Linked DNA regions of Homo sapiens: region 2 is linked to region 1. The links are chromatin loops, found by intact Hi-C in ENCODE. Cell type or tissue: heart right ventricle. All regions are shown on one strand. Each heading gives the region's core, and the rest is flanking DNA. Links, peaks and the distances in the headings are about the cores only. Region 1 overlaps LINC00578 (long intergenic non-protein coding RNA 578). Region 2 overlaps LINC00578 (long intergenic non-protein coding RNA 578).

What was found. A loop is a pair of places that touch in the nucleus more often than their neighbours do. Peaks named below come from ENCODE experiments on the same cell type or tissue, not always from the same donor. Only the 100,000 strongest peaks of a DNase experiment are listed, where the experiment ranks them.
Region 2: it touches region 1 in a loop (2.6-fold over the local background); 3 of 110 quality-filtered maps call a loop at or near these places.

What each region holds. Positions count from the first base shown.
Region 1 is chr3:177,604,294-177,612,630 of GRCh38, forward strand. All of the region lies in intron 2 of LINC00578 (long intergenic non-protein coding RNA 578), which reads left to right. Among named protein-coding and RNA genes, the nearest start is that of LINC00578, 170 kb to the left of the region's middle. RefSeq lists a silencer at 2,631-2,831 and an enhancer at 5,878-6,518. In heart right ventricle, for the core only: no CTCF peak of the experiment used is centred there; no DNase peak of the experiment used is centred there; H3K27ac peaks cover 1,798 bases.
Region 2 is chr3:177,703,182-177,711,518 of GRCh38, forward strand. The region is part of intron 3 of LINC00578 (long intergenic non-protein coding RNA 578); the gene reads left to right. Among named protein-coding and RNA genes, the nearest start is that of LINC02015, 110 kb to the right of the region's middle. In heart right ventricle, for the core only: no CTCF peak of the experiment used is centred there; DNase peaks (open chromatin) are centred at 3,077 and 3,520; H3K27ac peaks cover 2,671 bases.

The DNA of each region.
Region 1 (8,337 bases), core at 178-8,177:
TTTCTAGTGAAGTGCAGGCTCCACGGACTAAACCGATTAAGTGGAAAATAAATGATTGTCTAAGGTTCATTGAAAAAGGAGTGCTGCAAATTCTCAATTCTGGGAGATTACCCGTGATAAGGTCATGTCATGGAAATTCCAAGGGGATGCTCCAAATACCAGAGATTTTTGTTGTTTGTTTTGTTTGCAATCCTTATGAAAAAAGACAGGTCCTGTAATCCCAGCACATTGGGAGGCTGAGGCGGGTGGATCACGGGGTCAGCAGATCGAGACCATCCTGGCCAACATGGTGAAACCTGGTCTCTACTAAAAATACAAAAATCAGCCAGGCGTGGGGGCGCGCATCTGTAGTCCCAGCTACTCGGGAGGCCGAGGCAGGAGGATCGCTTGAACCCGGGAGGTGGAGGCTGCAGTGAGCCAAGATCACGCCACTGCACTCCAGCCTGGGTGACAGAGCAAGGAGGCTCTGTCTCAAAAAAAAAAAAAAAAAAAAAAGAAAAAAGACAGGTCATATGAATAAAGAGATTTCTTCAGAATAATTGACTTGAAATCGTTACATACTACAATTTAGCTTAGCTTGCTGAAGGATGGGGACCTAATAAAAGTGAAGAATATGTAAATAAAGTGCTATTTTAATGAAAGTCAAGGAAATATGCTTCCTGTGTCTACTATATATATGTACTGGCTCCTATGTCATTTCCCCTCCATACTTCTGGGCACAGTGAATGTCTCCTTTGAGCAATGGTCTCTTCTCTCTTCTTGTCTGGGTGTTACCTGCCTTTTAATGCCAGCTCAAATCTCACCTCCTATAAAACCTCCTCCTAACTTGTCCCCGGATAGGGTTGTCTTCCTTCTCTAAACACAGCTCTTGTTATCTGTAGTTCCCTAGCACTTGGCTTATATGTCATCATGTTATTTAATTGATTATCTATATATCTAGCTATTTGCCTGAATCCCAACTTTATGTGACCACTATCCAGGTTAAGACATGGAACACTTTCATTCTCTGTAAAGGCATCAGCTCTATTCTCATGTTTAAAAATTGCAGGTTGCAATAGTGCTATGATCTGAATGTTCATGTTTTTCCAAAATTCATATGTTGAAACTTAATCCCCAGTGTTGGGAGATGGAACATCTGGGAAATGGTTAGATCATGAGGATGGAGCCCTCTTGAATGGGATTAGTGCCCTTACAAAAGAGGACTGAGGGAGCTCGTTTGCCCCTTCTACCATGTGAGGACACAGCAACCAGGCACCATCTATGAGGAATGAGCCCCCACCAGACCTGAATCTGCTGGCACCTTGATCTTGGACTTCCCAGCCTCTAGAACTGTAAGGAATAAATTTCTGTTGTTTATAATGTACCCAGTCTAAGGTATTTTGTTAGAGCAGCCCAAATGGACTGAGACAAATAGTAATTGCCCAATTCCTTAAAGGAAATGGAAGGTGCCAGTTGTGAATTTAAAGTTCTGTTTGGAATTAGCAGGTTTGAGAAAAAAAAAAAAAAAAAAGTGAAAGGATGTCTCTTCCCCAAAGCTCTTCTCCAATAAATATACTGATTTACTGCTGCAGAGATACCTAACAACTTATAGTTTCAACACAGCTTTCATGCCACCAGTGTTAAGATCACTCAGGTTCTTCCCAAGTCATTAAATACCTGTTAATGCAATTGATGAATTAGCTCTCTGTTGAATGCAATTAAAGGAAAAGATGACAATATTTCCTATATAATGTTTGGTAGGAAAATTTTATGACTTGGGTCTGTTAGTGTTGTTTAGCTAATAGTGCCTCAACGTTGTATTAGCAGTTAAGCATTGTTCCTGGCCTACTGTTTACTGGGGTTTTGGTGGAGAAGAATTTAACTTCTCTGGAGTTCACAAAGTAAGAACCACAACATAGTTTATTTTATTTATATATTTTTTGAGATGGAGTCTCGCTCTTATCGCCCAGGCTGGAGTGCAATGGTGCCATTTTGGCTCACTGCAACCTCCTCCTCTCGGGTTCAAGCGATTCTCCTGCCTCAGCCTCCCAAGTAGCTGGAATTACCGGCACCCACCACCATGCCCAGCTAATTTTTGTATTTTTAGTAGAGATGGGGTTTCACCATGTTGGCCAGGCTGGTCTTGAACTCCTGACCTCAGATGATCCGCCTGCCTCAACCTCCCAAAGTGCTGGGATTACAGGTGTGAGCCACTGCGCCTGGCCAAGAACCACAACATAGTTTAATGGAAAATATTTCTTGTACAATTTGTGTTCATCTTTAGAAGAAATTTTTCTCTTCTGAAGAAAGAAAATACAAATACAAATCTCTTGAGCATATCTTTAATCAGTATTTACTAAAGAACATTAACTTAAGTGATGCCATTTTGTCCAAAATATAAGCTAAACTCTTGACAAACTTCAACATGTTTCGGAAGCAGAAATAAGGGCCTGTTGGAGGTTTCTATTTAGTTTCAAAGGAAAGCACAGCAAATCAGAATCCTGGAAGATTAGACCACCCAGGAGTTCTGCCAAGGTGAAGCTTTTATGAATCCTGGATTGTCTTACGTTTTATTTCCATTCACTTGTTCTGAGGAAATCTAACTCATCAGGAGACTTGAAGATAATGAGTACCCCTGGAGTATCTTGTGCTGATTTTTGTGATGCCTCAGCTGAGGCAACTGGTTGAGAAAGGAGCCAGATAGCATCTTTACACTAAGCCCCATGGAGATAAAGCTACTCCTGTTTCCTGTGATGCCCGGATCACATCGAGATGCTTTGCTTGACCTGTTGCTACTCTCACACAGCTTTCATGAAATGCTTCCTATTTGCTATCCTGAATCATAGTTTGACTTTGTTCACATCATCCTAGCCCTTTTAAAAAAGATGACCTCATCAGCCAGGTGAGTTGGCGCCCTGCCTCTAGAAATCTTCCTGTCATCTCTTTGTCTGCTTTAATCTTGGTCCCCGCTCCAACTTCTGTTCAGCTCTGTATTGAAGTTCTACTGTTTGGCCCTAGTGCTCTGCTAAACTGCCTGGTATCAGCTTCTCTGGCTCCGTGTTAGCCTTTGCTTTTCCCACAGCCCTCATGTTTGTCATTTTGTTCTATACACTTAGGAAAACTTGCTTGCCTTACTTTACCTGGTTCCTCACAAGGAAAAGAGCACAGGACAAGCCTGTTTCCTTTTGTAAAAAAATCACTGTGCAAATGGTCTCATTAGCATAATTTAGGAGAAAATTTTAAGTCTTACCAACAGAGATTGAGATTTCTGCTGTGGTAGCTGATAGGCTGAAGAAGAATTTCTAGATTCTTAGCTTTGAATGACATTTACTGAAAGAGGGAGAGGAGGTGGCAGGGGGAGAGAGAGAGAGAGACTGAGCAGCAAGTGGAAAATACTATATTCTTTCTCACTTAATGTGTTCCTGGGCTCCAAAGGCAAACACAATGAAATAATAATCTAAGAAAAAACCCAGGAAGCAGATGTCCTTGAAAAATACCATACGTGCGTTTAAACAGCTGCTTTAGATGATCTGTGCCATGGTTGCTCTGTATTACGGCAAATAAGCACTAGGGTCAACTCTATAGTTGATGCATGGTAGCTGATAATTACCAACCAAGATGAGCTCAGAAGACTTACAGAAAAACTCAGGCCGAATTCTCTCTTTGAAACGTAAACTAAAAACATTCCATTTATAGCCAGCTGCAGAAGAAATGTGTACTCATTACTAATAAAGTAATTCTGAAATCCTCAAAAGGAACACATCCTGAAGAAGAAATGATTGGAGTGGTCCCCAAATCTGCCACACTCTGAGTTGCATTTAACTTGTTTGGCTTAATAATTTTATGCAAGTGACAGACAGACTTATCTTCCGAGCCCCTCCCCTCTGTATACTGGAATTTGACAAACAGCATCTAGGGGAGAGGGGACTCTGAGGTTGGAAGGTAGACACAAATATCCTTGGAATGGAGAAGAGAAATTGATCAGGCTGCTATTGCATGATAACATCCACCTCCTCTGTTCTATTTCTAAAATCACCAGGAAGTCTTCGGATCTGTAATTTGATTTTCTGTGTAGCTCTACCTACCAAAAGGGAATGTGCAGACAGTTGGCCTAACTCCTGGGCCAAGCCATGTCGCCAGTTCTAAATGAGTAAATTGGCATTCTGGCTTAGTAAATCAGACTTTGGGTTTGCTTTGCATGAATCTAGCTCCAGAGACATATCACCTCTGGGCAAACTTAAAAATTGGGTAGTGGGGTCCAGGAAAGGGCTTTGGTGATACATGGACATATGTATATTTACATAGGAAGAAACTCATGACCTTTGCTTTAATTCTCAAATGGGAACTAACACTAAAAATCGATGATTTACTGACATAATGTGTGTAGTGAAGCTGAGGCCACACCTGGGCCCAGGGTAACCCTTTCCAGGTACTGACATAGGAAGGTTTCTGCCCAAAGCCATTAGTGACTCTCTTCTCATCTTTTAACTGAGGTAGATTGTACTCTTCTGGGAGCTAAAAGGACTTGACTGAGTCTTTTGAAGAAAGTAAATTATTCCATTGCCTTGCAGAAATGTTTTATAGAGCTGTCCCTACAACTCAGTGATTTCCACCAGTGTGTTGTGAGCAGTTATATCAAAGCCCTTCTTGCATGTGTTAAATTCAAACTGTTTATTTATTTAAAAAATTATTTTTTAAAAGAAACTTTACAACTTGAGAGAAGACATAGAAAGGAAATAGACAGAATGGGAAAAGTGAAATCATCTAATCTAGGTGAGGAAAAGTATTCCATTTCATTTCCCATCTACTCTGTGTGGAATTGTTTTGTTCTATAGTTTTAAAAAATTAACAATAGCATAGACATTTTAATTTATGACTATATTTTCTTTATATCACAAGACAAAGAACCCTCTCTCTGTTTCTGGAAAACGATCATTCTGTACCAGATACACGCAGATTGTTGTGCATTATTACAGTGCAATGGGGAAATATTCAAATATCAGTTCCAAGTGCTAATAATAACAAAAGAACAGTGAGATTTGGATAAGAAGGGAAAAAATAAACTTAAAATTCCTGCTTTATATTTATGAGACACCATCTTGCTAAAAGGTATGTTGATGAAAAGAGTTGATGAAAAGAGTCAAACTCTGTAAAATCTTTGAAGAGGGTTATTCTAAGCCAAATGTGAGTGACCGTCACCTAAGGCACAGTCTTACGAGGTGCTGAGAACATATGTGCCCAAAATGGTTGGGCTTCAGCTTGATTTTACACATTTTAGGGGGATATAAGACATCAATGAATATAATGTGAGGGATGCATGGGTTCGGTCTGGAAAGGCGGGACAACTCAAAGTGGAAGTGAGGTGGGGGTGGCATAGAGGGTGGTGAGGGATGGCTTGGGGTGTGGTGGAGTGGAGTTTACAGGTCATAGGTGGATTCAAAGATTTTCTGATTGGCAATTGGTTGAAAGAGTTAGTTATTATTTAAAGACCTGGAATCAATAAAAAGAAGTGTCTGGGTTAAGATAAGGGGTTGTGGAGACCAAAGTTCTTATTAGTAGAAGATATCACAGAGGTTGCTGCCCTTAGAGACAATAGATGGCAAATGTTTCCTATTTAGACCTTTAAAAGGTATTTGACTCTCAGTTAATCTCTTCAGGGTTGAGGGGGCTGGAAGGGGAAAGATCTAGTTATGTTAAGTTAACAGAGATTCTTTACAGATGCAAAAGTTTCCCCACAAAAAATGGCTTTGCGGGACCATTTCAAAATATGGCAAAGAAACATAATTTGGTGTAAAATATTTTGATATCCTTCTTTATCTGTTATGTGATATTATACTAGAGTCAGGTTGGAATTTGCTGTATTATTGCTACAAAGAATCTGTTCTTGGCTGCGTTTCAGGCCAAGATTCAGTGCTCACACCTGTAATCCCAACACTTTGGGAGGCTGAGGTGGGTGGATTGCTTGAGTCCAGGAGTTTGAGAGCAGCTTGGGCACCATGGCAAAACCTTGTCCCTACAAAAAATACAAAAAAATTAGCTGGGCATGATGGTGTGCACCTGTAGTCCCGGATACTTGGGAGGCTGAGGTGGGAGGATCATCTGAGACTGGGAAGTTGAGGTTGCAGCGAGCCCTGATGATGCCATTGTACACCAGCCTGGGTGACAGAGTGAGATCCTGTCTCCAAAACAAACAAACAAACAACAAAGAAACAAATGCCTGTTCTATTTTAATGTTAATGCTGGTCAGCTGTGTCTAAACTCTGAAAGGGAGAGAGCATAATGATTCCTTCCTGTCACAACCTGAACTAGTTCTTCAGATTTCTTTGGAATTTCCTTGGTGGAGAGGGAATCCCTGCATTCACTTGGAGGGGCTTACAGTTTTATTTTTGGCTTACAGGTGGTCAAAAACATACTAAGTGCCTCACAAACTCCGGGCACACAAAGACAGCCAATAATTAATACTTCCAAAAAGATTTGAGGCTAACAAATTATACAATGGGTTGGTTAAGAAATCCAATAATTAACTCAGGCAATTCTAATGCAGGGAGCACATCTTGGCTAAGAGGAAGTGAGCCCAGCTAAGTGTTCTAGAACAGCAGAGGAGCGGAGACAGGCAGCCATATTTTAGGGTTAATGGCACAGCTTGGCCATATTTGTGCATGTGTGCAGTGATTTGTTTTTCAGACACAGACTCAATGACTTCCCAGGCTAAAAGACCAAGATATTTTGTGAAAAAAATATAAAACCAACCAGGCTTAAAAAAAAAAACCTCAGCTAGCAATCCACAATGTTTATCCTTTGCTGGAATCAATTCAAAGTCTGAGCAGTTATATGGATTTCTGAGTGGATACATTTACAAGATAAATGAACAAAAAAGTCCACCTAAACTAAGTAAATCTGAAGATTTAGTGATTTTTACAATGTCTGTTGTGGGAATTTATGATGTCAGTGTCTACGGACATTTAACCCTATCAAGTCGAATTTAAGTTTCTTGGAACCATAGGAAGTGCCACTGGGAATGGTGAAAGCTGTGGAATTAGGTTATTTGGATTTTTGTTTTTTAAACTCTCCCTGAGGGGCCGAGGGTCATTTCCTCCATATTGTTTCTTCAGGTTTAAATTGCTGCTTCCCCTCTGAGGCAGTGTGAAAAAGTGAGCTATGGAATAATGAGTCTTTTCAAGTCAAATGCAAACAATTCCACCTTAAAATAGCAGACCTCACCTTAAGCCAGCTTGGCAGCCTGCCAGAGAAGGGCATGAAAGCTGCACTTTAATCAAAAAGATGTGTATTCTTTATGCAGGCTGTGGAATGAACAGCTGGGAAGAGGGTTTTTATTGATTCTTTTTATTTCCCTCTCCTCTTCACCCCCCACCACGCTTTCTAACAAACACATTTAAAATTTACTGGCAGACTTTTTTCTTTTCTGAAACTATTGGAAGAAAAACTTTTTCCTTTCTAAGTGCCCCGTAATTTGGAAGCTTCCTAAAGGGGCTACAAGCTGCATCTCGATACTGCCTTTATCTTGACTGAAATCAAGCCCAGGCAACATTAGGTGCACAAGAATCCTCAGAGAAAAGGGAATAGTGAAATGCTCTGGCAGAAAGAAGCACTATTCCACTGAAGGCTGGATGGAGACACCCAGTTTTGGTCCAGGAATGACAAGTGCTCTGGCTTTAAGGGATGAAGGCAATAAGAATCACACACTGCTCTACCCCTTCGTGATGGAAGTACAGGCTGTAAAGCTATAAAGGATGATTTAATTGCACATAATTTTTGCTGCTGAACCGTGTAAGAAGGAATTTTAGGTATATACGAGACTAGGGCACATCAGTACACACCAGCGGTAATCAGTAAGGCCAGCAATCATCCTTGAAAACAGAGCAACACAGGGCAGTGCAGACATCACATCATGAGTATTAAAAATAATCTCTGTATGCTTTGGGGACCAAAAAATACACGAGGAGCAGTTGATCACTTTGACAGATGTAACAGTCCTCTCTCTCTCCTCTCTCTCTTTTTTTTTTTTTTTTTTGAGACAGAATCTCACTCTGTCACTCAAGCTGGAGTACAGTGGTGCAATGTTGGCTCACTGCAACCTCTGCCTCCTGAGTTCAAGCGATTCTCGTTGCCTCGGCCTCCTGAGTAGCTGGGATTACAGGTGCGTGCCACCACATTAGGCTAATTTTAGTATTTTTAGTAGAGACGGGATTTTGCCATGTTGGCCAGGCTGATCTCAAACTCCTGTCCTCAGGTGATCCATCCACCTTGGCCTCCCAAAGTGCTGGGATTACAGGCATGAGCCACCGTGCCTCCCTCTCTTTATTCTGTGCTAAAACAGAGATGCAAATTGGGGGTCTG
Region 2 (8,337 bases), core at 87-8,086, 99 kb after region 1:
AGTAATAAATACATGCAAATTAATGCCTGTTTATATTCAACAGAAGAATCCTCTGAGCTGAACAAATGTTTGGCTTAAACACTGCCCATATCATTTGTTTCATTTTTTTTTCTGCTCAAAAGCATGAAAAATTTGCATCTGCAATTTATAACCAAGTACTTTTGCCTTGGTGATGTTATACGTTTTGTTTCATTTTATTTGCCACTAGGTTGGCATTGATAAACACTTTTATTTTTACCTCCAAAATGTTGGCCAGTTATGCTGGGCTTACATATACCTCTTTTGATGGTATTGTCAAACTAATGAAGGTAAGAGTGGTGGAAAAGAAGAAAGGAGAAGGTACTCTCGGCAGGTTAAGTTGGAGGGCATCACTGCCAGTTGAGTGTAATGCACGGCTGTTACAATCCTGCATATCAGACTGGGCACTCTTGGTTCCTTAGAAGAATTTTCTTTGACTGGGATGATGATGTGAAGTATAGATGGTGACAAACCTGGGTGTGGTGCCCACAACTGGTACAGATAGTGTATTTTATCATGTAGCCTGCATTATTTTAACAGAATCTAGGTGTCAAGAAGTGTGGCTCAGTTGTCTTGCTGAGTACTTGCACAAATGGCACAGAGCTACTATAAGTTCTACTCGTGCCACACTAGTTCCTGAGTTAACTCTGCCAGAACAAAGAAGTATTTTATTATAGCCATCTCGCCTGCAACTGCCCCCAGGCCGGGTCATGGGCTGAGAATAGAGTGACATCCATATTTGAGGTCTACTGACCTAGCTGTGACTTAGCTATAACACTGATCATCCTTGGTGCCTGCTGCACAACCTCTATTCTGTCTACCACCTGCAATAAGTGCTGAATGACTGTGCAACCCATGAATCACAGCACTTCCTACCATCCCTTCCTCCACATCATGTCTGGCTGGCTGGCCACTGTTGTCTATCTGTGCAAGTTTGCATTTCTGAATCTGTATTTACTGCCTTAAATCAAGCCAGAACCCAACTGTGTTCTACAACATGTCATCAGTCTCAAATACTTACTGGGGTCCTAATGCGTATACATACCCCAGGATGACTGCTGCTGCCTGGGTCTCTCACCCCTGTGCCTTTCAAACAGGTGAACACTCAAATAATGGGTCTTGTCCCTTTGGATCTTATCCACCCAGAAAACCTGCAGAGCTTGTTACTGTAATTGGGTCAGTTACTCTAGACCTTGTTCTGTCTAAATAATTAGGCTATCTTCCAACTCTTTGTAGCCTCCCTCCTCCCATATTCCTAAACATCCATCGTGACTCCTGCCCAAGTTGGTCTAAATTCTGAAGGCTTTAAAGCCCTACTAATGTGCTTGGTTTGTCCATTGATTTGTAGGTTACAAAAATGTGTCAAATGGATTTGTCCCTGGAAGGCAGAAAATAATATGTTCTAGAAGCAAGGAGACCTTTGGGAGTTTTAGACAGGAATAAAGGTTTCAATAGCTCATGAACTTTCTAATCACACTTTAATGGACATGCTTTTCTTACCTGTCACCGCTTGCTGCCATCAAAACCTCTGTTGTCATTATGTGTCAGAGCTTTAAAAACTCAAGGTTAGCCTCAGAAGTAGAATCATAGTCCAGACAGATAAATTAAGCTTGGGCCTCCTTGGGTGTGAGAAATAGATAGAACATAAACATCATAGGCTGTCTGAAAAGCCCTCCATCTGAATTGGTATAGAGGTTGTCTGAGAAGCAGAGATTTATGCCTGTGTATTATGGACCCTTCTAATGACCCTAGGACAGGAAGGTGACCAGGTGACTGGACTGTGGCGTTGTTCTGAGTGGAAAAGTCTCTGAGGAGAGTTCAGGAGATAGGTAATTTGCATCCTGAGATACAAGCACATCACTGCAGAATGTAAGTGATCTGGAAGTTTCAGGAGAAAACTGCAGACCAGAGAATATTCCTTTGATTCAGTTCATGTTTATTGAAAGGTGGTCTAGGTTGCATTTTTTTTTCCTTTTGCTTTCAACTTTGCTGTCAAATTATTGTGCCAAATCAACAGATATAATTTAAAAACTTAAGTGACCTTTTCTAATTCAGATTTTCTAAAAGTGAACTCTGAGAATTATCTGCATCAGTATCCCCTTGGGTACTTGTAAAAATGCAGATCTGTGCCCTATCTGAGGCCCACTGAGAATGTCAAGGGTGGGCCTCGTCTTACGTACTCTGAAATTGGAAAATAGTTTTTAAAGGCCATTTAGTTTTGTTCAACCAGGGCAACTTTCTTATCACCGTATATATATAACAAGAGTGGGTTCTGTTGAGTAATAGGAAGCCTATGATAAAGTTTAAAGCATGATTTGGTTTGGGAAAATGCTTCTACTCTGTGAAAGGTGGGGATGAAATGCACAAGTGTTTTTGTTGTTGTTTTGTTTTTTGTTTGTTTGTTTTTGTTTTATTTTGTTTTGTTTTTGAGACGGAGTTTCACTGTTGTCATCCAGGCTGGAGTGCAGCGGCACGATCTTGGCTCACTGCAAGCTCTGCCTCTCGGGTTCAAGTGATTCTCCTGCCTCAGCCTCCTGAGTAGCTGGGAGTGCAGGTGCCCACCACCACGCCAAACTAATTTTTTGTATTTTTAGTAGAGATGGGGTTTCACCGTGTTGAGCAGGGTGGTCTCGAACTCCTGACCTCAGGTATTTTTATCTACTGAAAGAGATGGTACAGGGCATGGAAGGAGGATAGGGGAGACAAGGGTGGCCTCAGTGTCAAAAGAGTAAGGCCTACTTTTGGATGGATCAAATTTGGCTACTTTTAGCCTGTAAAACTTAAGCATCTTTGTGGTGTCAATCCAGTTCATGTCCAGGCCAATTTTCAAGGTTAGTTCCTGACACTGCCCTGATTCTACTGAGCATCTGCCTCCTTGTTTGGGAAGAAGTGGGAAAGTGATTTGACACAGTGGCCTACCAGCGAATGTGCTTGTCAGTGTAACAGGTGGCTGCCCTGTGAGGTTGCTAATCAGAACCTGGACTTTTGTATTTTGTTTAGAAAAGCTAAGTCCTTCTAGAGGTCCGTGTAATGCAAATTCATCCAAAGAAGGCAGGCTCAGGAAGGAGGGGGGGAAGCCAGGTGCTTGCTTCATTCAAGTAACCCAACCACAGAATCCAAGTTCTGCAACTCTGATTTGGGCTTAGTAAACCAGACCCACCAATCCAAGAGAATAAAGAATCTCCTGGCAATTGGGCCAGCCAGAATCGTCCTCAGTGATCAAGAGTGTATGGAAAGAGAAGTGGAAGAAATACAAGAGGGTGAGCCAGATGTTTTCAGAGAAAACAGCTCTCTTTGTTTTTGTTCAGAGTCTTCTTTCTCCTTAGGACTCTGATATGAGTACATCTGAAAGAGGCTGGCTTGGGGGATGGGGTGATACCACAGAGTCAAAGCCAGACTTTCCCCCAGATAACTAAGGCTTTTTCTTCTTGGGCCAAGCTTGTCTGACAGTCTCATTCTGTATGAGTTCTTTCCCAGGAGGCTCTTCAGTTTCTGAAACAGACAGTCTCCTGGCAGACCCACCCCACCAGGCAGCCAGGCTTGGCAAAATATACCAGTAGCAAACAACGCAGCTGGGACTCCTGCTATGATAAGATTCATTGGCAGCCTATCATGTGCCAGGAACTTACAGGACATCATTTATTTGATTCCTCATAATAAATCTATGAGAGAGGAGTTGTAATATCCATTCTACAAAGAACTGAAATGAGGTTCTGAAAAGCTAAATAGCTTGCTCAATCTCCCTGAGATATACTGGTGGACAGAGGATTGGAACCCAGATCTATATAACAAAGCTCACCCACATTTCTGCTACTAGACTACACTGCCAATTGGGCTTCATCGTTAGTTTTGGAAACTCAAGGCTTGGCCTCTCTTATTTAGGATTTTGTGCTTGGAGGGATTGTGGGTAGCAAGGGCTGGAGGGAGAGTGAGGTTCCTCAACATTAAACAAGATCCAGGAGGCCGGGTCTTGACAGGAATCCCCACCTTAGTTCTAATTATAACAAATATTCCTGAAAATACTTAGACTAAAAATTTTAGAGCTTTAAACCTGAAAAGCGACGAGAAGAAATAATTTCAAATTGGAACCAGACATGAGTCTCTTGCTTAGGTATCTGTTTTTTCCCATCTGAAATATTCATAATTTCGTGAGGCTGACCTAGATTTATGCAGACAAAAATCACAATGAGCCTACAACTCAAAGAGTTCGTCTTACTTTGAGTATGAGATATAAAAGTGCGGTAAAAAATCAACAGATGAGAGAGCAACTGGAGAAGATTTGAATAAAATCACTCCTTTTCCATGTGGGTCAACACAGTACCAAATAAGAACTGGGCCTTTGATAGAAAATGTAAGGGACACCCTCATAGTGACTTCTTTCCTAGCAGTCTGCCTCTGTTTGCGGTGTTGTCTGGGGTCATTGTTGAAAGTTATTGACATATTTCTGCCTCTTTGTGAGTTATCTGTGAAGCTACGCCACAGTACTCTGTTGTTGGCTATTCTGCATGCTCCCAGTGCTCAGGTGAATTCCTTGGAAGATACTGAGCAAAAACCTAGAGCTTATATGACCATAATATCTAGACCATTAGCATGAACTGGTAAAAACCAAAGTAGAGGAAAAAGATTGAACCAACAACTCAGTAGAAATTGGTAGGTTTATATGAGCTTTGTTTTGTGGCTCGAACATTTTAGATACCCAAAGTCCAAGCATTACTCAGTTGGGACTGGAAATCAGATGAAGTCATCTAACATTTTTCAAGAGATGGAAGCCAAATAATTTGGCTTAGACTTAAGTAGAATACTTGAGAGCCCCACTCCAAGCAGTAGCCTATTTATATGGATTATTTTAATCATTTCTGGGTTAACTAGTAAGGATTATAGTCATCTTTATAAAACAATAACAGCAACAATAGCAGCAGCAACAACAAAAATAGCAAGGACAACATCTACGGAAGCCATTAAAGATGTTGAAGAGGAATAAAAAAGAAATGAGCTCGCTTTAACCATATTATGAAGAAAAGAGAGAATTGCAGATTTCCATGTTTGGCTCAATACATTTTTAAATAGAAATTTAGTTATGAATGATATTGAAGGCCTGTATTTGAGAGTCTAAATACATTCTTATGAAACCAGAGTACATTTTCACATGCAGTGAACTAGCAAACTGTAAGAATGAGTATACGGGAAGAACACATCCTTATATTAAATAGAGAGGAGTTTTTATAAAGATCTTGATTGTACATGTATCTGGGAGACATCTTTAATGTAAACTTCTCCATCAAGCCTAATCCATCGCATCTAATCTATCAGCAAGCCCTGTTGTTTCTATCCTCAAGTCCACTGCCCTGTCTCTGTTTCCACTACAACCACTGAGTCTAGTTACTATCATCTTTGTGTTATATAGTAGCCTCCTAACATGTGGTCTGGCTTCCATGCCGCGTGTCTTCAGTCAGTTCTCCAAAGGGCAGCATGAGAGATTGTTCCGAAACACAGATTGGATTAAACTCCTATCCCCTATCACAGCCCAGCCTACCTGATCTCATCTATGGCTCCTCCCTCCTTTCCTAACAATCCTCCAGCCTTCTTCACTCTTCAGGACTTTAAGCTCTATTTCCTCTACCATCATTTGTCCCACAAAACACATTATATCCTTGCTCTCTTTCTTTTTTTTTTTGAGACGGAGTCTCTCTCTGTCGCCCAGGCTGGAGTGCAGTGGCAGGATCTCGGCTCACTGCAAGCTCCGCCTCCCGGGTTCACGCCATTCTCCTGCCTCAGCCTCCCGAGTAGCTGGGACTACAGGCGCCCACCACTGCGCCTGGCTAATTTTTTGTATTTTTAGTAGAGACGGGTTTCACCGTGTTAGCCAGGATGGTCTCGATCTCCTGACTTCGTGATCCGCCCGCCTCGGCCTCCCAAAGTGCTGGGATTACAGGCGTGAGCCACCGCGCCCGGCCATCCTTGCTCTCTTTCTATGTGATGGATGAGCTCCTTCTTGACTGTCAGATCTTAGTTTGGATGCCACTTCCTTGGAGAAGCCTTCCCTGATTATCCAGTGTGAAATAGGTCTCCAGCTCTTCTCCACCACATGTCACGTTTATTTCCTTGGTAACACTCAGCACACGTTGTGCTTGTTAAATGAACTTGCTTAGTCACTTGCTTGTGCGTCTCTCCATGTATACTCTAGCTCCTGGACAATGGGAGTATGCTGCCTTGATAAGTATTACGGACTCAGTGCCTGGCACATGGTTGATGCTCAATAATCACTTGTTGAATGAAGAATTAATTTACAACGCAGATAAATGAGGAAGCAGTTAATTTTTAAAAATAAATGAGTCTCCGGAGGTTTTCTTTAAATGATGACCATGCTTTGGGTCATTTAACACAATTAATTCACATAAATATAATTCGTATAAAAATTTTTATCTGTAATATCAGGTGAAGTACCTCTGAAATTATTTTGTGCTGAGTTGACTTTTCTTTTCTTTTTTTTTTTGAGATGGAGCTTCACTCTGTCACCCAGGCTGGAGTGCAGTGGCGCAATCTCAGCTCACTGCAGCCTCCGCCTCCGGGGTTCAAGAGATTCTCTTGCTTCAGCCTCCCAAGTAGCTGGGATTACAAGTGTCCACTACCATGCCTGGCTAATTTTTGTATTTTTAGCAGAGACGGGGTTTTGCCATGTTGGCCAGGCTGGTCTTGAACTCCTGACCTCAGGTGATCTGCCCACCTCGGCCTCCCAAAGTGCTGGGATTATAGGTGTGAGCCACTGTGCCCAGCTGAGTTGACTTTTGTTAGTTTGAGTTGCTAAGAAATACTTAGTATATACATTCTTACTACATTTTTCCTGATTTGAAAAGGAAAAAAAAGTCTGTTTTCTCTCTCCCTAGCAAACTATACATTCCAAGCTCCCTAGAACATATTTTACACATAGAAATACCTTTTTACTGTTATAGACATGTTTATGAAAGTTTCTCGAGCACTGAAATTTTCTAAATAAAATTCTATTTCTTATGATTTGTTACTTTATAGATCCTTTATCTTAATTTCTAATGATTTTTAATAGGTGGAATTTCTAATTACTATCCTTTTCTTAATGTAATATAAAAACTTTATATATATATACTTAAATGCAGTAGAGAAAATACTACTTAAAACAACTCAAAATTATTTTGCAAATAAAAAGTTACTAGGCAATGAGAACAATATTCACCTACTGCACCTGTCAGTGTTTGTTGTATTTGAATTTCCTTGTACCATCTTGAAATTTCTGAGGGCAGATCATACTTAATACCTCTTTCTTTATAAGATTTTACAGCACAAATCAAAAATGCAGGTTGAAATGAAATAATGAAAAAAATGATTTTGCTAGTTGTACTCTCTATTACTTGGACTTAAAAAAAAAAAGCAGCTCCTGTATATGTTTAAATCCCCCACTTGGGGATTTGTTTGAAGTCAATTCCCAATAGAATCTTCAGATACACTAGCTTCTGCTGTGGGTTTTGAACTGGCACAGCTTCTGTGTGCATTACTTATGCCTTCCTTGGGGTCTGAACAGAAAGCCTTGTGGATTTAGAATGGATTAATGCTGGCATTTGGGGGATTACAGATGAAACATGAAGAAACTTTATTTCAAATAAGCAGAATGCATGTATTTCATTTGTCTTCTTTTCTGTGGTTCATGAAGGTGAAATGAAAAAATATTTTGCTACTTCTGTTGAAATTAAATGATTGAAATTATGTAATCATGATTTTAAGGGTTTAGTTTTACACATTTGCATTATAAATTTCCCATAATCAACTAAGTTAATTTTAATTCATTTGGCTAAAGTGTTTTAATATGTATCTTGCCCAAATCTTTTATTCACTGAAAGGCAGACAGGGTATCAGCTAATTTTGTTTCTTCATAGGTTTGGCTGAGCTATTCAAATGAGCTGAAGGCCTACTTATTTTATTAGCCTAAGTATTCACATCTGATTAATATTTGGACAGTGTTTAGCTAGTAGTGGGAAAAGGAGTTTTAAAAATTAGCCCTGTCATATTTTAGGAAGCAGTTTAAAATGTGAAGTAGAATAACCTCTAAACTGTCTTCATAAAGCAACTAGAAAATTAGCTGAGTTTAAAATATGTCACAAGATAATTAAGAAAGAACAGTTGAAATACATGCAGGAGATGTGGCTTTGTGGAAAAATACATAGCCACTGAAGTCAGAAGCTACAGATTCAGATTCTGACCCCACCATAATTTCTAGCTGTTCAAAGTTGGGCAAGTTATATAACTTCTGTGAGTTCCAGTTTTCTTAATTATAAAGTGAGGGTAATCATA